Regions from separate parts of the Homo sapiens genome. Here regions 1 and 3 are each linked to region 2. A link is a loop called in an ENCODE intact Hi-C map of the cell type or tissue named here. Cell type or tissue: PC-3. All regions are shown on one strand. Region 1 overlaps GADL1 (glutamate decarboxylase like 1). Region 2 has its middle 77 kb from the start of GADL1. Region 3 has its middle 55 kb from the start of MIR466.

Evidence for each region. Hi-C counts contacts between places; a loop is a spot of excess contacts. Peaks named below come from ENCODE experiments on the same cell type or tissue, not always from the same donor. Only the 100,000 strongest peaks of a DNase experiment are listed, where the experiment ranks them.
Region 1: it touches region 2 in a loop (5-fold over the local background); 3 of 110 quality-filtered maps call a loop at or near these places.
Region 3: a loop joins it to region 2, with 2.2 times the contacts of the local background. A loop is called at or near these places in 2 of 110 quality-filtered maps.

Annotation. Positions count from the first base shown.
Region 1 is chr3:30,765,396-30,773,395 of GRCh38, reverse strand. The region is part of intron 14 of GADL1 (glutamate decarboxylase like 1); the gene reads left to right. Among named protein-coding and RNA genes, the nearest start is that of GADL1, 130 kb to the left of the region's middle. In PC-3, CTCF peaks have their summits at 4,285 and 4,485 (motif pointing left); DNase peaks (open chromatin) are centred at 2,825 and 4,505; H3K27ac peaks cover 1,270 bases.
Region 2 is chr3:30,967,324-30,975,323 of GRCh38, reverse strand. No RefSeq gene overlaps it. Among named protein-coding and RNA genes, the nearest start is that of GADL1, 77 kb to the right of the region's middle. In PC-3, a CTCF peak has its summit at 4,924 (motif pointing left); a DNase peak (open chromatin) is centred at 4,943.
Region 3 is chr3:31,103,124-31,111,123 of GRCh38, reverse strand. No RefSeq gene overlaps it. Among named protein-coding and RNA genes, the nearest start is that of MIR466, 55 kb to the left of the region's middle. In PC-3, CTCF peaks have their summits at 4,487 and 4,699 (motif pointing left); DNase peaks (open chromatin) are centred at 4,733, 5,523 and 5,903; H3K4me3 peaks cover 440 bases; H3K27ac peaks cover 2,366 bases.

The DNA of each region.
Region 1 (8,000 bases), 200 kb after region 2:
GATACCTTAGTGGAGTAATTGATCCAATGAAGCCAGATTTCCTTGAGTGCTTTATCTAGACAAAAAGTTATCCAGGTTTTAACCATGTATTCCCCCAAGGGCCAGAAAAAAATAAGCATTAATCCCAATATGGTACGTTTTTACCATTTAAAAATTATCTACATGTATTACCTTAGAAATATAGCATGTAGATTTAACAACAAAGTTTTTATAAGGATGAATTTTAAGGTTTTAAATATTAAAATGTTTTAATCTTTTCTTATTGTACCACTCTAAGGATCATGATTATACAATAATTAATTAGTTTGCAAACTATTTTCTCATGATGTGTTCCCAGGTATTGTGTCCAATATGTCATTCCTCCCTATCTCTCCCCTCCTTCCTAACACACAGTATCTGCATTGGTTTTAAGTTTAGACGCATTGCTAGTGGTGGTTCCTAGTGATCTTCAATAGGCTTCCTAGGTTTCCCTGAAAGCTTCGGGCATTGTGGTAGAGTTACACTTCGCTTTTGTTTTGTTAAGACAGAGTCTCACTCTGTCACCTGGGCTGGAGTGCAGTGGCACAATCTTGGCTCACTGCAACCTCCACCTCCTGGGTTCAACCGATTCTCCTGCCTCAGCCTCCCAAGTTGCTGGGATTACAGCTGCTCACCACTATGCCCTGATAATGTTTTGTATTTTTAGTAGAGATGGGGTTTCACCATGTTGGCCAGGCTGGTCTCAAACTCCTGACCTCATGATTCACCCACCTCAGCCCCCCAAAGTGCTTGGATTACAGACATGAGCCACCGCACCCAGCCCTATACACTTTGCTTTCTAAAGTAACTTCCTGAAATAAGTTTGTATCTTTGCTTCTTCTGAAGCTGCCTTATAGTGGTCAGATATTGAGGATGAGAAAGTTGAGGATAGAATGCAAAGATAAGATGGGAAATGTTAGACCCCAGAGAATGTAATTGAAAATTCCACTAGTTTGTTTTGCCCCATCATTACTCAGTATTCTGATGTAGAATATTTCTTATTTTGTCAATATTTCATAAATAAGTACACTATGCCAACACAATTTACGTTCTTAAAAGTAATTAACAAGCTGTCTTTTCGTATTCATGTATGGTTATTTCAATTTTTTCCATTTGCTGACCTGCAGATTTGTGACTAATGTTAGTCATTTATAACAGGCTCCTTTCTCCTTAATAGTAGAGGAGAAATAAATCTTAAAATCTACTTGACGGGTTTGTTTTATTGTTTGGTGATAAAACTTGATGATATTCCAGATATCTTTAGAAAGAGTTTAGTATTCTCCCTGGCAGGTTTCTGATTAACGGCACTTGAAGATGAGACTGCATAATCTGAGTAGGGTGATGTGCTTCCGTGGAAACCTCACAGTGAAGACATCTACACAGGCTGCTGCTTTGGATTTTAGGGAGGGCTTCAGTATCTCTTTCCTTGCCCCATTTATTTCCTGAATGTCTTTTTGCATGTCTAATATCTGGACTTAGGAGCGGCTAGAAATAACAGCAATCCTGTGTATAACGTCTCCTGATCTCTTAGGGACTTGTAGATATGCATACACACATGCACACATGTTCACAAATTAATTGAAAGCTGTGTATTTTTCAGAACTCTGATTTTGTCATTGTCTTTGACATTAGTATATTCAGTCACTCATTTTTGGACTGTGAACTAAAAGCACCTGTGTCTTTAAAGGTGCAGCACTTTAAAAAATGTTCAAAGATGAGGTTCTTTTTTAAACCTTATGCTACAGAATTTATAGTATATCCTTCAAAAATCCTGTTTCCTAGTAGTTATCACTCGCTTTCAAGCTGTACTTTAAAATTTATGTTTAAAGAGTCTAATATCAAAGTGCCTTTTAAAGAAAATAGCTCTAAATGTGACTTAAGAGGCTCCCCTTACTTGGATAGTGGCTGGCATTGTAGATTTCAAGAATGCTTAACTAATGAATGTCCTGAATTTTGTAGATACCGTATGCTCTTTCCCCAAACCATTAAAACCTAAGATAAAATGTTGTTTTAAGTATTCTGTCAGGTAGAGATATTATGTACAATTTGTCATGCATTCTAATGGTTATCAGTTTTGTTCTTATGCCATTCTGCAACTAAGGGTCAAGAAGCCACTTAGGTACTTCTGATAATTATGGCCAGCTTCAGCAATCAGCTGAAGAAGCTGGAGTGTTCCTTCAGCTGAAGGGCAGGGAATACTCAGTGCTTTTCTCGCTTTTATGCTCAATCTCTTTTCTAGTTAATTATTGTCTTTCTAAATATACTCCACTGGATTTATACAATTCCAACCAACAAAAAGTTCCAATAAAATTCTTGTTGTATGCGCATGTTTAACGGGAAGTTCATGATGAGTTTTCCTTTGTATTTAATAGCATCTTTCAACGCATAAAATTTGTTATTACTTTGCTTATTTGCTGATTAATATATTGTTTTGTGGTCTAAACATTTTCATAGATGTGTTTTGTGGATAGTAACTTGAACTCTCCAGAAAAGCCAGATAAGTACAGATGTCCTCATTATAAATTTTTTTTTCTTTCCTTGAGCTTAACAGCCTCTCTTCTCTTGTTTCTGTTGGATTGTTCTAATTTATTGTGGCATAAGTTCTGAGTTTAGCCTATCTCTTGAAAATTAAAATAAAGAATGAAGCTGGCATTTCTGCAGGCTGAGGCTGAGCTCACGGGCCTGAGGTCAGGATGAGACCAGTTCTCTGAGCTCATGGGCCTGAGGTTAGGATGAGACCAGTTCTCAGGAATTTTTGTGGGAGTGGCCACCCACAGCTAACAGTAAACACTTGTTCACTTGTGACCTACTGATCCACTGGGCACCCTCGATGACAGTCATGGGAGATGAGGCCAAGGAACACAGCTAAATCTGCATTTCATGAACATCTATTGTTCTGCACACATACATGAGGCATGAGTATACTATTCTCTGTACGGAGTGCCACTGGCTTTCTGTGTAACATTTGCACATGAGCCAAGTTTATCATTTAAGTCTGTTTCTTTAGCGTCTGTTCGTGTAAGGTCTACGTGAAATAATTCTGAATTCCCAAGTATATCAGAGTGAACATCGAGGAAAGGCAGAAGCTTAATTAATGCTTATAGGCCACTTACCACTGTGTCTCTGATTTTATTTGGTTTACTCAGTCGAGTTGCAAACCCAAGTACGTATAGAAGCTAGACAAGTAGCATAAATGAGAGGAGCCTGAGCATAACATAGTAGGGAGTGATGGGGACTGTGATACACTGAAGTATATTGGTCCCAGCTAAAGGGAACAACCTCTACTCAGCTCCTAATCATGACTGCCATGCAGGAATGCAGGCCAGGGTTGCCGGGTCTTATTTTTAAGAGAAGCTAGATAATACACAGATGATTACGTGAACCCTTTGTTTTTAATGTTTTCAATATTGGTAAGTGATTTAGAAATGTGTAATATCTTACCTAAATTCGTCAGTCCTTGATTACCTGTGTGTCACTGGAAGCTCCTTGAGATGAGAGTTTGTCCCTTCATCTTTGCTCCTCCATGGCAGCAGTTCTGGGATTGGCCCACTATCGACTGAGGGATGCTTGAGCTCTCTCATCTACTAGAAGATAACGGTCTCATACTGTCAGATCTGTCAAGTAGTGGGTGTTTTAAGGACGGTGACCTTGTGGCAAATGTGGCAACACAGTTTAGACATATGGGTGTGGGTGCATTTTGATCTTGTGTTTTCTCCTTTCCGGATTCCAAGAACTAGATGGGGCCTCTGGGCTTCAATGCCTCTCCTGAAGTTTGTGTGTTCTGAAGATGTCTATCTTCCTAGATGTTCTTTGTAGCCTAAGCTGGCCCATGATTAGACCATAGAGGAGACAAAGAGGCAGGCACAGGGGGGAAGCAGGAGGAATTTCCCTCAAGCCAGAAGAGGGTACAGGAGACAATTTCTACAGATAGGAATCATCCTCAGCTTCCCTCTTTGCGTAACCTAAGGAGGTATCTGGGTGTGTGTGTGTGCGTGTGTGCATACGTTCCAGACATTGGAACTTCTGCCCCTATCCTAACAGATAAGGATACAGCACTGTCACCATGTACCAAGACATCATGTTGGTTCAGGTCATAAGTATTTCACTAGTCGCTGGATGGACCGATGACCTAAATACGAGCACTGAATAAGATCCTCATCTCTACAGAATGCTTTGGGGCTGTGGGAGCTGTAATAATGACTGAGTGACTTTCAGCCTTGCCTAGGATGGTGGCTTGCAGTTGAATTTAATTTTATTTAGAGAAAATAAAGTACAGTACTGTGACATTTCTTGCACACTTGAGTTCATGGAGCAAAATCCATACCCACAACACAACCATTAAGGAAAATGCTCTGGACTTGATGCAGTTTGTTGTTGCAAAAACAAAGAATAGACCCCTGGGCTGAAAGGAAAAGACTTTTTCCATGGTCTCTTTGAAGTGCTTTTGCCAGTGCCCAGCCTGCCCCCTGGTGGCACTTTTGCTCATGTTTTCGTTCACAGCTGGAAAATGACACACTAAATGCGGAGTGAACAAATGCTGTGAAAATGTTATAGAGTTACAGCATCACAGGTGTCAGGGTATCCGGTTCTGCCAGACCAAGAAAGACTCACCTAAGTCAAATTCTCAGAGATCAAATTGTTCCTTCTCTTCACTTCAAATGTTTCTTTCTTCATCTTTATCTCAGAGGAAGTCACATCCCTTCTCCAAAGCAAACTTTTCCACATTTGCCTTTGAGGCTTCTTTGTGCCTCAGAGGTCTTTGCACCTCCAGTCTCGCCACTCTTCCTTCTCCGCCTCTCCTCCCCCTCCCCACCCCTTCTCTCTCCCCCTCTTCTCCTTCTCAAAATTTCATTCTTATTTCCTCTAATATCTTGTTCCCCCTCAATTGATAAATATGTCCAAGGCTTCAATGAAATAAATGACAATTTTTCCTTAATGTTTTCCCCTCAAGCTACTTCACTGTCTCTTTCCTCATCCCTTTGGACCAAACTCCTGAAAATAAAAATCTTCAAATGGCTTGCCCTCTATAACAAGTAGTCCCTTCTCATAATTTATAAAACCATTCTCAATTTGGGGCATTTAGGTTTCCAGGGTTTTGCTATTGTAAACAATAACAGATGAACATCTTTTGCTCACATCTGCTTTTGCTATTATTTCCAGACGATAAAGTGCTCAAAATGTAATTGCTGCCTGAAAAAACTCATGCAGCTTTGAGCCTGATTAGCTTTGTATTACTAATTTTTAAGAAGTCTGTATACATTTGCAATGCCAGCAGTAAGGAATGAGTACACAAGCTTCAATCTAACTAACATTGGGTGTTATAAGGATAAGGGGGGGGGGGGTATGGGGAGTTATTTAGAAGGTAAAAAATCCTATCTCAAGTTTATTTTGCACATATTTATTAATTGTTGGTAGGCTGAACAATTTCTCTTTACTGATTGTCAGTGTATTCATTTTTTTCATATTTTAAGTATTTATATTTTGAGATCTGATGTTTTTCCTTATAAATTTGAATAAGGGTAACATGGTTTGGGTTTTAAAGCTGTCTTTGTAGCATGGAATGCAAATATGGCCTTCAGTAATAATATCCTTTGTATTTAGTCTTCTGTACGATGAAAAAACAGCAAGTTTTAAATTTTTTATGTATTCAAATCTGTCAATCTTTTCCTTCATAATTTATTCCACTGCTTCAAAGCTGAAGTTACTGTTTTCTTATAAACCTGATATTCTATTCCATCTCCTGCTGGCTTTACTGTCATTCAATTTTTTGTATTTAAATCCTTAATCCATGTAGAAGTTATTTTAGTGTATCATGCAAAGTATGAATCTAACCTGATCATTTCCTCAAAGTATTATCAAGTTTTTCTAATTAATTCCTCCTAACACTTTATTATGGGGTCTTATGTTACAATTTTAAAAACTATTTCAGTTTTCCAATCTGTTCTATTGATCTGCGTTTCTGTTTTTGTGCCAAGAACCAAAGGATTTAAATGGCTTTCCTTTACGATAGGTTCTCAAATCTGCTAATACTCTATCCTCCTGGATCTTTTGTAAAATAGCATTCTTTAATATTTTTCATTTTTATATGTTTTAGAACTCTTTAAGTTAAAAAGGGCATCTTTTAAATATTCTTATTGAAGATTAAATCACTGATTCTGAAGTAAATAATGCCTCTGCCACTCACTGGCTGCATGACCATGAACAAGTTACTGAAACTTGCTTTCCTTTTCATTTTTTCCATCAATAACAGGAGGATATTTAAAAACTACCTGCACCTCACAGAACTTTGATGGGGATTACAGTATTTAAGCATTATACCAAAGTGCTTAGAATAGTGCCTGGCACAGAGTAAATGCTTGATAAACATTAGCTTTCATTATTATTCATCCTGTTACCTCATATTTGAAGGACTATATGAGCCCCAGATATCTTCTCCATGCCTTTTTGTTTGCTTAACAAAATACCTTAACACTATCACAATAATAGACTTCCTAAAGTCCAACTCTCAATATGTCACTCATGTTTCCCCCCTTGTCCCATAGGAAAGTCTATGATCATTCAGGGACTACAGTGATCTGATTTACTCAACCTTCTTACCTTGTCCTCTGCTAATCCTATTTATGTCCCCTGCAGTCTAGCTGACTGAGCCACCTGCTCTCTCCTGTCTTTACTTGGAAAGCCAGCCTATCACTGTCATCAAAAACACACTGGCTTGGCAGTCAGAAAAACCTGGATGAAAGTTCTGGCTTCATCTTTGTGGTGTGCCTTTTGGTACAGTACATTACCACTCCATACCTGTTTCCTCATTAAGAGAAAAAAAATCACAGTAATGATATGTTATGGATTTTCAGGGACTAAATAGGATAGTACATGTAAACCACTTCACATAGTGCTAAGTGGGACAGGCTACATAATTTGCAGAGCCTGATGTGAAGTAAATGTGGGGTTCCTTTTCCAGAAACTACTAAAAATTTCAAGATGGCCACAGTAGAGCATTACCAAGCATGGGGCCCCTTGTCAGCTCAGGAGCTTGTGTGACTGTGCTGGTTGCACATCTTCAAGACATCCCTGATGCTCAGGGTTAATGAGAGTGAATTTAGCATTCCTACCTCCTAGTATTTTCTCTCTGCTTTCATCCCTGATGCCTTGTGCCTATATTCTACCACCTCTTCATTCTTGGTGCCCCATGTTCAATTTCCTCCTGGAGGCCTCAGATATATACTTGTTTCTTCCTCTGAATGGGGAATGATGCAGTCTTTTGTAAGCCATTTATAACTTTTAACCAATATCATTTAACCAATACAGTCAATTTTTATGTCTGACTCCAATTTAAAATTAGAAGGTCAGCCTCTCAGCTTTCCCAAGACTTATTTCCTGGCACCTGAGCATGAGTACCCCTTTTCATATACTCTTATGACACATTTTCTTCCCGTCTTGCCAGTTACGATAATAAAGCAATATTTGGGAGGGGAGTTGGGAAAGATTATGTCAAGCTAGAGGCGAGAGAAACAGACAAATTATGCAATGCATAGGAGAAAATGGCTGATGAATTTTAAGCATAGGGATGATGCATTACAATTCCCCTATGATACAGTAGATTGCAGGGGAGATGAAGGTGGGGACAATGTGTCACATTAGGGTCATATTTGAGTTTCAACCCTTCCAAGCCTGGCTAGTACAAAAACTCATGCAAAATAAAAATGTGGGGCTCCTTGTTTCAAAATTACCCAGAGTTTTAAGATGCTGACAGCTGAGCATTAAACCAAGCATGCCCTTCTGAGGGCAGGGCCTTGTTCAGCTGCACAGGTTGCACACCCATGAAGCAAGCCCTGGTACTGAATGTTTAATAATGGGGTTGATTGTCCTTGTATGTTTTCACAATGTTATCACATAGTAGATGCATAGAAAATAATTTATTGATTCATTCAGCAAAATAAGGCATGAACTTCATTTGGGCAACTTATATGCTTATTGTGGCTTCC
Region 2 (8,000 bases):
ACTGGAATACAGCCCCATTCACGCATTTATACGTTACCTGTGGCTGCTGTTCTACACCATAACCAGAGAGTCAAGTAGATGCAATAGAGACCGTGTGGCCTGCAAAGCCTACAGTACTGGTCCTTTACTGTTCAGCCCTCTGCAGAAAAAGTATGCTGACTCCTGCCATACAGAACTAAAGCTATGTCAACCAGGATGAATATATCACCAACATTTGATGTTAAGAAAAAAGATTAATATTTACATTATAATACCTTTTCATATGGAGTAGCAGCAGAAACATACAAATGTAATAACAAAACATCACTATATTGTTTATATAGGCATGTAGTACGTGTACTAAAGGTATAATGCTTCTATATAGTAAAAGGATAAAACATATGCTGGTAGGTTGCACACTAAATTCACCAGAGAAAGGAGAATGAGAATGAGGAGAACTTAAGGGACTTAGGAACTTAAGGAAACCTCCTCAAAATAAAATACCTGGCTGTAATACTGCTAGTGTAAGTATTACTTTCCTACATTTGAAGTATCTTGTATTTAAACATTAAGATAAAAGTTAACTTGGCTTATTCAAACCTGTTTGATTTTCCTACCCTCATTTTCATCATCTGTTTTCTTTTCTTAACCCAGATATTCAGATTTTAATTTCTATTGTAATGCTAGCTTAGTGATATAGATGTAAAATCCAAGCTGGTAATAAATAGCACTTTTACTATGTGCCTGGCAATTTTTGTTTATATACTCATTTAGCCCTCCTACAAGGCTGTGAGTGTCCCCTGTTTTACAAATCAGGAAACTAAGGCTCAGTGATTTACTGAGGCATAGGTAAGCTGGTAACTTGCCGGAGCCCTGTTCCAACTGCTCTACAATTACAGAAACTACATAGGAAAACCAATAGGCTGGTTTAGGGTATTCCAGCAAGTGCAAGCAAAGTTCACTGCATTCAGTGTTCATACTGCCTGGTCTTTATTACTATCACCTTAAAAATAAAAATCAAAGGCAATATATGTTTTCTTCTAAAATCCATGATGATATCATTTGGACTTAAAGTCTAATGCAAGAGCTTAGATTTTGGGCAAAGTCAGCAGACTAGGGACGTAGGTCAGGTTTATGGTTTGTTTTAGCATGAATTCTTGGCAGTGTAGCACTGCTGTTCTCAAAACTGAGAGGGTCCATAGGGTGAAATTTATCTGTTTGACTTAATAAACTAATGTCAGACGTGCCTCCTTCCTGTTTGCCTTCTGCCATGATTGTAAGTTTTCTGAGGCCTCCCAGCCATGCTTCCTGCAGAAACGTGAGCCAATTAAATCTCTTTTCTTTATAAATTGAAAAAGATATTTAGCCAACAAATGTGTGTTGGGAGCTGAGTGAGTGCCATCAGTAACCTGTTCTAGGCTTTGGCGTGTGGTAATGAACAAGGCAGAGATCCCTGTCCACTTGGGGCTGGTATTCTAAATGCACATGGAGAAAGAATACACATGGCAAATTAATACAGATAATGAGCACTATGAAAAAAAAGAATATGAGAAATGGAATCTAGATACTGGATTACGGGAGTAGTTGAGGTATTAAACAGGGGACGGAGGGAGCCCTCACTTCTCAGGTGAGATATGGGCAAAGGCGTAAGGAGGTGAGAAAGTGAGCTAAGGGGACGATGGGAGGAAAGGGCATTTCAGGCAGGGCTGCAAGAGCAAGTGCCCCGAAGCAGAAATGCTTGCCTGTTCCAGGAACTGCTGGGAGGCCCGTGTGGATTCAGCTGAGTGAGTGGGGGGATAGTGGTAGCAGAGCGGATCCCACAGGCCTTGAAGACCACTAGGAAGACTCTGGACACTGCTACAGGGCATATGCAAAACCACTGGAGACTTTTAAGCAGAGGAAGAACATAATCTGAGTCATATTTTAAAAGCTTCATCCTGGCTGCTTTGCTGAGGGTAGACTACAGGGAGTAGAGATAGCACAGGAGGATACTGCAATAATCCAGGCAAGAGAGGAGATGACGGTTGGTTCCATGATAGCAGTAGTGAATGCAGTGAGGGAGTCATCAGATTATGTGTATGTAGGTGGAACCAAAAGGCTTTTCTAGAAAATTGGATGTAGATACGAGAAAATGAGAAGAATCAACCTAAACTGTTGAACTATGGAGGGATAGTGTAACTGGAAAGATGCAGCTGCCATCAACTGAGATGGGTAGTGTGTGCATGGTGTCAATATAGTAAGAATTCAGTTTTAGACATTTTGAAATTGTATCTACTAGACTTCAAAGTGGAGATAATTTTATATATGAATTTGGAGTTCAGTTTAGGCTAGAAGTCTGAGCTAGAAATGCAAATTTGGGACTTACATTTAAATATTTTCTCTCATTCCTCATTGTCATTACTCTCATTGTTATTCTACTTAATAATAGAAGCAGAGAGGAGAGGAGATCTTGTTTTCTTTGACCCTATCTTCCTAAAACTGGCAGCCTGTTTTGAATAGTAGCTATTTTGACAAGATCTGCTTTGCTCTAAGAAAAAAAAAAACAAAACTGTCTGAATATTGGATCATGGAAAGGAAAATTAGAATTATTGGGTGGTCACAGTTTATGTGACAGACGCACTACTGGAAACATCTGATAATTCAAAACTCTTGTCATTCAAGACTCACCCTGGCCAAGAATGACAAGTGTTTTTGTTACTAGCTGAAGTGGTGGCTCCATATAGCAATAGTATAAACACAGTTAACAAACTCACTTTGTCTCCATCCTTTGAAAACTGTGTTTCCTTTTATCTTATATGAAATAATTGGCATTTTTTCAGGTTCACACATTAATTGAAATCTTAATCATTTTTTCCAAGTTAAAATCTGTATCAAATGAACTTATCTCATAAGCATTCATCTGAAGACATTAAGAGATTTGGCCCACCTTGTACTAAAGTAGTAAACAACGCTTGCTGTTCTCTGACATCTATTTTCCTCTTTTCTTTCAAAGTATTAGAAATCCTGATTTTTAGTTGGACATTTGGATGTTCAAAGTAAAGATAATATTTCCCAGATTGCTTTGAAGCTAGGCCAAAGGTTTTGGCCAATAGGATATGAGTGGAAATGATGTGTGCAACTTTCAGATTGGGCTCTTCTTTCTCCCTTCCTCTATCCTATTGCCTGGATTGTAACCCTGACAGTCAACTATTCTGATCTGTTCAGAGAAGAAAACTATCATGGATATGGTGATGCAAGAAAATAGCGGGAGCCCGGGTCCCAAAATGAGCCCTGCAGCAGAGCTGCCACAACAGTCCATCATTGCCTGTCTCCAGTCTTATGTAAAAGAGCAATCGCTTCAATGGTTTTATTTAAACCACTATTGTTTGGAGTCTCTAGAACATGCAACCTACATTCTAATTAATAAAAGTAGGTGAAATATTCACTTCTCCAAAGTGTAAAGAAATGCAAAGGGCATTTTCCTGGGGTGCATGGTTAGCAAAAACAAAAGCATAGACTTTGGTTTGGCATCAGATGACCTGAATTTGAATTCCAGCTTCTCCATCTATCAGCTGTAGGGCCTTTACCAAGTTATTCAAATTCTTTGATACTCAATACTTTTTTTTATTAAACAATATAAAACAAAACAGGTAGAATAGCTAACACATAAACTTCTGTGGAATTAAATGAGGTAATGAATATAAAGTCCCTGCAACCAAGTGTGCACACAATAATTATTGTCTTTCTCCCCAGCTCTTTCTTGATACATTCGACCGTCTACTCTAGCTCTCTACTTAGAGCTTTGGTGGATATTTCAAAATCAACATGTCGAAACTGAGCTTCCCTGTCCCCATGAATTTGCTGCACCCATAATTTTCATCTCGCTTTACAGAAGCTTCATAATCTATTTGCTCAAGTCAAAAATCCTTGAGTCATCTCTTTCTCATGACCTACCTCAATCTGTGAGAAAATCCTGTTGGTTCTATCTTGAAAATGGATCCACACTTTTACCTCCTCAGAACGTCTTTTGCTACCACCCTGGTTTGAGCCAACCAGCTTACTAAGAATTTCACAGATACAGTCCTGGTAGCATGGGCTATGCAGATGTTTACCAATTCAATATTAAGAAATTTATTACATTATAAATGGTTTTAGGTAAACTGTTCTTATTAGAGAGATATATGCGGGCATCTGAGAATTATGCACCATAGTTTTGCCTTATAATTTAATATATAGCACTTTGCAAATGCTCTGTTTTACCGAAATACGGGTGGACACTAAGTGGGATGGATTTTTACTGCACTCTTGACACACCCTGCACACTTTGTAAATTAATTAGTCTGTTTTCAGTTTTGTTTTTAAGAATTAATTGTTTGCAGCTGTCTGCAGCAGCACTTATCTCCCTTCTGGAGGCTTCATTTTGATGCTTTTAAAAATGAAACTGGCTGGGAAGAGGGAAGATTCTATATTCTGCCATTTATCCAACCTAAAGAGATTTCCTAAAGAATCAAAGTGAGGCAATTTTTTGTGATCAGAAATGGAACTTTAGTTATCTCTCTTTCATTAATTTATTTTTTCTCCAGAAAGAAGAGCAATGTTGGGGAGGTCGTGTCACCTCTGGAGCCTCAGCCATTGATCAAGTGAATTTAAACAATTTTTAAATAAATCACCAAGGTTCTGTTTACTTTCTTTGGCAAGAGTCAGATCCTAGTGCATCTCATTAGGAATATTCTACATAATTCATCTAACACATCCAGCAGTTTCAGCCATCGCTTTCAAGTTTTGTTAATTTTTGGCTTTTCCTAGTCATTGATCAGTTGTTTTCTCATTTAATTTCCCACCAGGAAAGAAAAATGTTTTCGTATTATTGATGAAGTTAATTTCTAGGATGGCACTTTCTCAGAACATCAGCACACGTAATTATTCAGAAGAGTGAAAGATGGCAGAAGAGCTGTGTTGAAGTAGGCCCTCAGGTGCCCTCTGCAGGGACAAAAGTTGTGTGGCAAAAAGGATACCAACCATCTCCTGGGAGAGAAGAGTTTTAACTGCCCTTCCCTGAAATTGTTTTGTACACAACTCCAAATAATCCTTGGTTTCCTCTTAGAAATGCCCTTAAAATAAAAGAACAGAATGACTCACAATCTGGCAGTATCAAAAGAGAAGCAGCCCTGGAGTCAAATAGATCTGCGTGCATGTCTAGGTTTTGGGCAAGGTTATTTCATCTCTCTGAGCCTTAATGTTCTAATCTTTAATTTATATCAATGACAAATAATTCAGTGTTACTTTCAGTATTATGTATAGTGATATGTATAAAGTAGCAAAAGTATACTAGGTTTTCAGCAAACATTAATGACCTACTCCATAGATACCAGTATTTTTAGGTAAAAACACTATATTCTAGAAATATTGCAGGAGTGAACCTCCAGAATTGTTTACGTTGGGAGATATATCATACTATAAAAGTATATTAATCATATATGTATAGTTTAAAGAAGAGTGGCAAAATGAATGAATACATCATGTACTGGCTTCTTTCACTCAACATCACATTTTTTGAGATTGATCCATATCGTTTGTATCAGTGGTTCACCAATGGCGTGCTTCTTGACATATTTCAGATGTTTACACTGAACTAGCTTTGTAATTCATGGAGCTTATTAACTGTACTCCTTACTGCCTTATCACATTTGTCTCTGTTACAAAATACTTTTTCTATTTGAAAAGATGAGGGAAGGGTTTAAGGGATGCCCTCATTGCCTGTTCCTTTCTCTACTCCTTCTACACAACGTTTATTCCTTATGGTCAACTGTTCTATGAAGATTTCATAACATTAAATTTTGACAATGTTCTTTTCAGTCTTGATTTTCTCAGACAGAAAGTCTTTGAGACAGAGTCTCCATCTGTTGCCCAGGCTGGAGTGCAGTGGTTCGACCTCAGCTCACTGCAACCTCAGCCTCCTGGGTTCAAGCAATCCTCCCACCTCTGCCTGAGTAGCTGGGACTACAAGCATGCACCACCCACACCTGGCTAATTTTTGTGTTTTTAGTAGAGATGGAGTTTTGCCAAGTTGGCTGGGCTCATCTTGAACACCTGACCTCAGGTAATCTGCCCACCTTAGCCTCCCCAAATGTTGGGATTACAGGTGTGAGCCACCGTGCCTGACCCCAGACAGAAAGTCTTATCTCATAACTAGCTCTGCTTTAGGGTAATGGGAAGAGCAGCTTGTTGGCAAAAGTGGTTCCCTTATCACGCAGCCGTTTCAATCCTGGATTAACATGAACCTCTTCTTGGGTATTTTTCTGCTTCAATAAAGCTTTTCTGAAATGCATGTGGAGTCTGAGTACAAGAATGTAGAGGCTGTATTTAAACAGTAGGTTGACACTTTCTTATTATTTTCCTTCTTTTTTTCTTCCAAATCTTTTTTTTTTTTTTTTTTTTTTTTGAGATGGAGTCTTGCTCTGTCGCCTAGGCTGGAGTGCAGTGGTGCAATCTCGGCTCACTGCAACCTCCACCTCCCGGGTTCAAGCGATTCCCCTGCCTCAGCCTCCCGAGTAGTTGGGATTACAGGCAGGTGCCACTGCGCCTGGCTAATTTTTGTATTTTTAGTAGAGATGAGGTTTCCCCATATTGGTCAGGCTGGTCTCGAACTCCTGACCACATGATCCCCCTACTTCAGCCTCCCAAAGTGTTGAGATTACAGGCATGAGCCACCACGCCTGGCCTTTTCCCCCCAATCTTTTGAAATGCTGGCTAGAAGCTGTCTTCGATAAAGGGGCAAATAAAACTATTTTGTTTTATTTGCTTCTGCATACATGCCTAATTTTTTTCTTTTATCATAATAATAGGTGTCATAGTTCTAAAAGTCAAATGGCACTACTACAATGTTTATCAGGAAAAACACCAATGGGAATGTACAGCACCTATCTCCTTTCAGGAGTCCCACTCCCTAGGGGAAACTGTTCTGAATTTTTGTAGCTCTTTTTCCTCATATTTACCTCCATTTCTAAGCATGCTTATTGTTAAAGTTATTATATATTCCCTAAACTCCCCTCTCCCATCTTCCTAATATGGTTACATCACAATTTCTGGTTAAATTAACCTTTTACATATTGTTATAGCTTTGCAAATGTTGTTCATAGTGTAGCCATGAATTATCCTGCATTATATAGCCTTTCTCATACAAATTTTTAGGTTTTTCATTAAAGAAAATAGCTGCTATAATTTTATTAATTGCAAAGTATTCTATGGATCTAAACTTTCTTTGCTAGAAACTTAAAGGCTCTCTCAGGATAATTTTATTCATCAATTCTAACATCTTGGCTTAATTCCATCTATTCTGGAACACTCTATCCTCCTCTGACAATCTTGACTGGTTGCTCTAGATCTGCTGCACACCTGACATCCAGAGACTTCCCTCTGTCCTTATCCTGAGAATTTTTTACTCTTCCAGTGTTGGATCTTGTGTTTCCCAGCCCTCCCATCTTCTTCTTTCTTGGTTTATTCCATCACTTTAATGGTCAACGTCTTTCAGTAGTTTTCTGGGAAAGAGTGCATGGTAGGTAAATATTTTGGTCACTTTATGTCTGAAAATGATTATTCCATCCTATTCGATTGCTAGTATGGCTGAGTAGGGAATTCTAGGCTGAATATTGTTTTTCTTCACATTTTGTAAGATAATTTTGAATTATATCTTTCAGTATTGCTTTGGGAATACTTCTTTTCATTCTGGAAATTTTATTTTGTCTCTCTGGTGTTCTGATATTTCATGATAATATATCTTGTGTGAATTTTTCTCCCTTATTTTATTGAACATTCAATGTGCACTTTCAAATGGAAACACATATACTTCAGAAAAAGCTTTTAATTATTTCTTTTACTCCTCTAATTTTCCTGACATCTTTTTCTTAAGCACTTATTATTAAAATATTTGGATTTCTGGATTTTCTAGTTTTCTATTCTTTTCTCCTTAATCTTCTTGCTTTCACTTTTCTGTGAGATTTCTTCAACTGTATATTTTAGTCCACAATCCCCCTCTTTTGTGA
Region 3 (8,000 bases), 140 kb before region 2:
GGACCCTTGAAGTGTGGGTAGAGCCTGGGATGGGAAGAGAATGAAGTCAGGTTTTATAGCCCCCACAAATGCTAGAAATAGGCCTGGCCATCACAGCATTCACCGTACAATATTGCTTTGATTCCTGTGCCATTAGACTGTAAACAAATTGGTGACAGGTATTCCTTCAAGTTCTTGGCTGGGTGAGTTGCCAGGTGCCTTGTTAACTGCTTCAGTATAGAGCATCACCGGGAAAGGGAGACGCACTATAGCTCTCAAGCCTTACCATCTGCAGAAATATTTTTGTAAAGGAAAAGGTTCACCCAGATTCTCTCTCTGTGTGCACCATCTGCAGAATTCAGTTGCCTGGAGGCCGCCTGAGCTTGAAATGAATGAAGAATCCTTCCTGGCAGACATTGCTTCTACCACCTGACCTACTTCTAAAGGGTGAAGCATCTCTTAGAAAGTTGGTGAAGTGAATGACCTTGAAAAACTGTAGTAAGACTACACCAGCCTTAGACGCTTTGAATCATGAATGCTTAGCAGTGAGCTGGGGTGAGAGACAGATGTGCTATGAACCATCTAGGTTGAAACTTGTCCCAGCCAGCAGAGTTTCCATTCCACCAGAGCAGAATCTCTCACTTGACTTGCTTATTCAGGGCATTGGCAGTCTAGTTCTCTTCAACAGCTGATTTTAAAAATTGATGTATTGAACATTTATTATATTAAATATTCAGGTATATTGTGAGCCACTTGAAATTGAACATGGTGGGAATATTTGCATCATGGAAATCAACAAACACTACAAATCAGGGCTCCCTTCTTCCCCCTACCCCAGTCTAGCTGATTCACCAGCATACCCCTGCTTACCCTGAAGGAAACCTTATCCTGCACAGGCATGCAGGGGTCAGACACAAAAGCAATTTCTCTTCTTTAAATCTTTATTTTTAAAATAAAAGTATATATGCTTCCTGTAACAAACTCAAAAGAATAAGAATGGATAAATTGAAAGAAGAATTTTCTAGCTTCCAATCTAACACCCCCCTGTCCTATAAAAGTAACTTTGGAGTAAAGACTTCTAGAATTTCTCTACAGTTATACAAATGCTTTAAAAAAAATCCCACACTTCCCAAAGCAATCTACAGATTTAATTCAATTCTCATTAAAATACCATCATCATTCTTCACAGAACTAGAAAAAACAATCCTAAAATTCGTATGGAATCAAAAAAGAGCCCATGTAGCCAAAGCAATACTAAGCAAAAAGAACAAATCTGGAGGCATCACATTACCCGACTTCAAATTATACTACAAGGGTATAGATACCAAAACAGCACGGTACTGGTATAAAAATAGGCATGTAGACCAATGGGACAGAATAGAGAACCTAGAAATAAAGCTGAATATTTATAGCCAAATGATCTTTGACAAAGCATACAAAAACATAAATTGGGGAAAGGACACCCTATTCAATAAGTGGTGCTCGGAAAACTGGTAAGCCACACGTAGAAGAATCAAACTGAATCATTATCTCTTACCTTATATAAAAATCAATTCAAGATGGGATCAGACTTAAGTCTAAGACCTGAAACCATTAAAATTCTAGAAGATTACATCAGAAAAATTCTTGTAGACGTTGGCTTAGACAAAAAATTCTTCATGAAGACCCCAAAAGCAAATGCAACACAAACAGAAATAAATGGGACCTAATTAAACTACAAAAGCTTTTGCACAGCAAAAGAAACAACTGGCAGAGTGTACAGATGACCCATAGAGTGAGAAAAAATATTTACAAACTATGTATCCAACAAATGACTAAAATCCAGAATCTCCAAGAAAGTCAAACAAATCAGCAATAAAAAAAACAAATAATCCCATCAAAAAGTGGGCAAAGGACATGAATAGACAATTCTCAAAAGAAGCTATACAAACAGCCAACAAACGTGAAAAAAATGCTCAACATCACTATTAAAACCATAATGAGATACTACCTTACTACTCCTGCAAGAATGGACATAACTAAAAAGTCAAAAAACAACAGATGTTGGCATGGATGTGGTGAAAAGGGAACACTTTTACACTGCTGGTGGGAATGTAAATTAGTACAACTACTGTGGAAAACAGTATAAAGATTCCTCAAAGAACTTACCATTTGATCTAGCAATTTCACTACTGGGTATCATCTACCCAAAGGAAAAAAGTCATTATATGAAAAGACTCATACACTCACATGTTTATAGAAGCACAATTCACAGTGCAAAGGTATGGAACCAACTTAAGCTTCTATCTACCAATGAGTGGATAAAGAAAATGTGGTATATATCCACACCATGGAATACTACTCAGCCATAAAAAGGAATGGAGCTGGAGGGCATTATTCTAAGTGAAGTAATTCAGGAATGGAAAACCAAACATCATATGTTCTCACTTATAAGTGTGAGCTAAGGTATGAGGCAGAAAGGCATAAGAAATTATATATTGGGCTTTGGGGACTCAGAGGGGAAGGTTGGGAGGAAGTGAGGGATAAAAGACTACCTATTCGGTACAGTGTGTACTGTCTGAGTGATAGGTAGACTAAAATCTCAGGAATCACCACATAAGAACTTATCCATGTAGCCACAAACCACCTGTACCCCAAAACTATTGAAATAAAAATGAAAATGAAAAGAAGTATTTTTAGATAAACAGAATGAAGCTACATATATTTTTAACACCTTTTTTTCTTCTAAAATATATTGTGGACATTTGTCTGAGTTAGATCATATAGATCTACACCATTTATTTTAATGATTGCAAAATATTCTATAATATTGTCTTCTTAATGTCCATTTAGGTCATTTTCATTTTCTTTTCTTTTTTTTTTTTTTTTTTTTTTTTTTTTTTTTTTTTTTTTGCTTAACAAAACATCCTGCATATGAAATGTGTGTGTCTGTGTGCGTGTCTGTGCCGGTGCATGTGTGTGTGTCTGTACATGTGTGTGTATTTCTGTGTGCAAGTAGACCTATTTCTTTAGGATAAATTTCCAGGAATGAAATATTGAGTTGTTACATAATATCTTGGTAAATAGCGCTAAGTTGACCTGCAAAAAATTGTACTAATGTCCCCTACCTTCAGTAAGGAGAAGAGTTCCTATTTTTAAAATTAAAATTCCCACCAACAATATATATTACCAATACTTTTAAGTTTTGAAAATTTGTTAAAAGTTATATTTTATTGTTGTTTTTACTTGCATTTTCATATTCACTAATGGACCAAGTGTCTTGTTTTCCATTTGTATTTCTTCTTGTGTGAATTATCAAATCATCTTTGCTCATTTTTTAAATTGATTTATTCATTTAAAAATCAATTCGTAGAAGCGATTTAAATAAAATGTACTTTTGGCCATTAGTCTATAATATGCATTGCAAAGATTAGCTTCAAGTATATTTGTCTTTAAACTCTGCATTAGGTTTATCCATATAGAAGTTCTATACGGGGGATTATTTTGTGTTACATTTACTAAGGATACCCAAATCCCAAAGTATAAAAGCATGATCTTATATTTTTCTAATATTTTCTATTTTTCTTTTACATTTATTTGTAAGTTTTTATTCATCAGAATTTATTTTTGTGTATGACATAATAATAGATATATGTACAAGAATCTTTTGAAGTATTGTTTGTAGCAATAAAGTTAGGAAACAACATAAATGCTCTTTATTAAGGGAGGAATTATATATATTTTGGTAAATCTATACCATAGGGCACTATATAACCTCCTAAGAAACAGGTTCAAACCTATTGATATGGAAGTATGTCTTTGTTGTATTAATAGAGGATGAATTTCAGAGAAATGTATACACTATGCACTGTGAGGACTTATGATTAAGGCCACGTAGATTGTGTATTGCTAACTCCATAGGACAGTGATATGATTGGCATCCCTTGAGTTAGGCAATATAGTAATTCTCTTCACTGTACCACCCTAGTCACTGACATAGGTGATGCATACTCTGTTGATCTTTTGTGAGTTTCCCTTATCTTGTTTTCGCTTTTGGTATACTTCTGCAGTTTCTCTTTCTTAGTGAAACCCTCACTGGGGTTTCAAGAAAGCTGGAGGCTGGCTTTATTCCAAGGCATCTAATAGTACCATGGAACATATGCAGGCTTCCTCACTAGACTGCAGTGTACAGACCCACTTCCACCCTAGCCTCTCTTTTCACTTTGTGAATGTGAGAGCCCACAGCAGGTTCCTACTTTTTGACCTCTCCAGGCAGAATCAGGCACTATTCTCCCCTTCCCTCCACACTCCTAACTCTTGGGATCATATATCAGATTCTCCAAGAATATTATCAAGCTTGTTATGGGGACAGTCTTGGGTGGGCCTATGAGTTTTTACAGCTTAGTAACTATCCATCTTGGAACTGTATACAGGGAAGAACAAGATAGGCAGGAGGTAGTTAGAGGCGAGGGAAGAAAGAGAATGTTATAATAGAAAATTATGGCCTGCTTACTGTGGCAGATAGAATTATTGATCCCAACACTCTCCTATAGGAGGTGTACACAGCAAGCATACCTCACCTCCTTTGCTGTGGTCTCCTCATGGTCAAGATGCATTTCCTTGCCTTTCTAACTTGGGATTGTCCATATAGTTTGCTTTGGACATAAGATCTTACTGGACATAGATTGTGTCAAGGCTTGAAATATTCTAGCATGACTGGGCTTGCTCTATTGCGCTGCACATCTGCTATTATCCTGGAAGAACTTGCCCCAGGGAGCCCTCTTGTGCCAGAAGAATGAGTCAGGTGAAGTAGAGTGAATTGAAGTCCTAGCCTGCAGTCAAGTCTACATAAAAAAGAATGAAATCGTGTATTTTGCAGCCATGAGTAGAACTGGAGGCCATTATCTTAAGTGAAACAACTCAGAAACAGAAAGACAAAGACTGCATGTTCTCACTTGTAAGTGGGAGCTAAATAATGTGTACCCATGGACATAGAGTGTAGAGTGGTAGACACTGGAGACTCAGAAGGGTGAAGGGGTCGGAGAGGGGTGGATGATGAGAAATTACTTAATGGGTACAACGTATATTATTCAGGTGATAGATACACTGAAAACAAACTTCACCACTACACAATGTATCCATGTAACAAAATTGCACTTGTACCCCTTATCAAAAAAAAAAAAAAGTCAGCCTAGCTGACACCATCCTCAATCTGTGATCCCTGATTGATCTAAAACACACAAATGAGAAAGAAATGCTTGCTGTTGTAATTCACTGAGTTTTGGCATGGTTTCTTGTGAAGCATTCTTGTGAAAATGATTGACTGATTTTTCCTTTATTCTATGAAAACACAATCCTAATTTTATTGAGGCAACAAATAACCTCAACTAAAATAATACATTTTTAAGATTTCTTAATTGCTAAGTGTGTCAGTGTGACTAAGTTTTGGCCAGTGGGATGAAATGCTGAATCAGATTTCTGAGAAATCTGATTAAAAGGAACTGACTCAGCTGAGACATATACTCCTTTTGCCCTTTCCTCCTTCCTTCTTGCTTCCAACTTCACACATGTGAAAACCGCAACTTCAGTGGCCATCTTTGAGTCATAAGGCATCTTTGGGCTGGAAGCTAAGCTCTAGGATGGTGAAGGAGAAAAAGAAGAGCCTCAGTCTTTGATGACTGTGAACCACCGTAACATTCTAAATTGCATACCTCCAGACTTCTCTCATTTAAAAGAAAAAAATTCTACCTTGTATGAATCACTCCTAATTCTAATTGATAGTGTAGTATAATGTTGAATGAGAATGTAGATTAAAACTATCTATGCTAATACTACAAATACATTAAAATAGAATATCTGTAAGAACAAGGACTAGAAGTTAGTAGGGTCAAATGATAACAATGATTTTATTATGTGAAGGTCAATATTTGCTGAGTGATGAATAATTATTGTCAGTCTGAATGAAAAGGCAGTATGCCAGGAGGTAGCTAAACCACCAGGCTGGATAGAAAACTAGTTTTGGCTTTTAGCTTTAGTTTTGAGCAAATAATTATGGCGTCTTCTTGGGAACACAATTTAACTTCCTGAGTCTCAGTTTTCTCATCAGTTTCTTGAAAAATGGAAAAATACAGTTAAATATTATTGAAAAGTTAATCATGATAATGTTAAGTCAGCTATAGCTAGAGTGGCTATTAAATTTATTATCCTTACTGGGACATTTTTGCAAGTAAATGGGATATTGCTGGGATTTTTCTGGCCATCCTAGGTGTAATGCAACTGGGTTTTAGGACTGATCTTCACTCAGTGGAGGAATTTAAGTTCAACGAATATTTTATTTATAATAAAGCTAAATTCCTACACATCTAATAAATAAAAACTTTTTTTTTCCATAAGGTAACTGCAAAAACAAATAAAAGATGTATGTATTCATTAACTTCACAATAATGCAATCCCATGTTTTATGCAATTACTTTTTTGGGGCCCACTTATTTCCCATTACAGGATTTTATTGTAGTAACACCTACATATGAGTCTCTTCCAGGGTTGTCATAAGACCCACACAAGCATCTCTAAAGGGACAGTGCCCAGGAAATTGTAAAACCTTATGGGAATGCTAGGAGTTTTTATTGAAAAGAGGAAAATGTGACTTGACAGCCGTTGGGGTAACATTAATCACATGGGAACATGCATGTCAGGTACAAAGAGATGACACAGGTGGAGACATAAGTTATATGCAAAAAAACAGTAATTACATCTCCTCTCCAGACCTTCTCTCCTGAATATGGTCTTCAGCAAAATTGTGATGGAGACATTTTTAGATAGCCAAAATAAAGAAACAGAAATGGAAGCAACAAACTAGTATGTGTACAATATTCCTGAAGTTGAATTCTTGTGCCAGCTAAGCACATTATTATAATTGTTATTGTCACTGACTCCAGTGTATTAAGTACAAATAATTATGCTGTTTTAATTATGTAGTAAATTGACTCTTTTAAAGTACTTGGAAAACATCAAATAATTTTCCTGTAGGAGCAGTTTCTGAGGAGGAGTGCACTTAGGTTGCTGTGCCTGACTTATTTATATATACATGTGTGAAATCCTGCCTCAGGGATGTCTTCTACTTGCCTAGTTCCCTGCCTGAAATCAGGCCATTAGTGCCACATTCCCATGAAATGACTCACGGATTTACATTTATTCATTCATTTATCTACATTTATTTGGGGGACTTAAGATCTGCCAGGTGCTTAATACAGCGGTGAAGGAACTGCAAAAGATGCCCAGTTCCCTGCCTTATCCTCTGAATCTTCAGCCTGCTCCTGAGGCTTCCAACCGCCAGCATCTGTATCTTGCTTCCTGAAGGTATTCTCCAAGGCAGTGGGAGACCACACTTGCCATCACACCCTGCAGCCCCTAAACAATGACTGCTAAGAGCTGGTGTATAAATACCCCCATTCCCTCATTCTACACAGGGAATAACTCTGAGACGCATGGTTTATATAGTTTCCCAGACTTACCCATCAGGATTAAAATTAGATACAGAGTGACAGGGGCCTGATAAAACCACCTTTATTCATTGCTTTCCTTTCTCTGTCTTATTGCCTAACGGGGCTATCTGAGATTCCTTCCCTAATAAAGTATTTTCATCAAATCTTTGTTTTAGGATCTGCTTCTAGGTGAATGCTTGAAGGCATAACCACTGCCTTCTTGAAGGGTTGCCCATTCAATCGCCTCTAGGGGCCAGGCAGGTGTGGTAAATGAGTGAAGCAAATTAACATTCCTCCTGTGAGCTTTACCTACTCCCATATACTTATTACTCAGGGATCCCTGCCTAAAGATGTTAGCATACTAGCCATTCCTTCCCTGCAAGGTATACTTTTTGCTTCCAGGGAGCCTGAGGAGGAATGATTGAGTAAATGAATGGTGTTGCATTCAACAGCTTTATCTACTCATTCATTCACCACACATCAACCCATTCCCCATTTACTCACTATCCGTTCAATCCTCTACCCATTCACTCACCACTCATCCACCTGTTCTTTCGC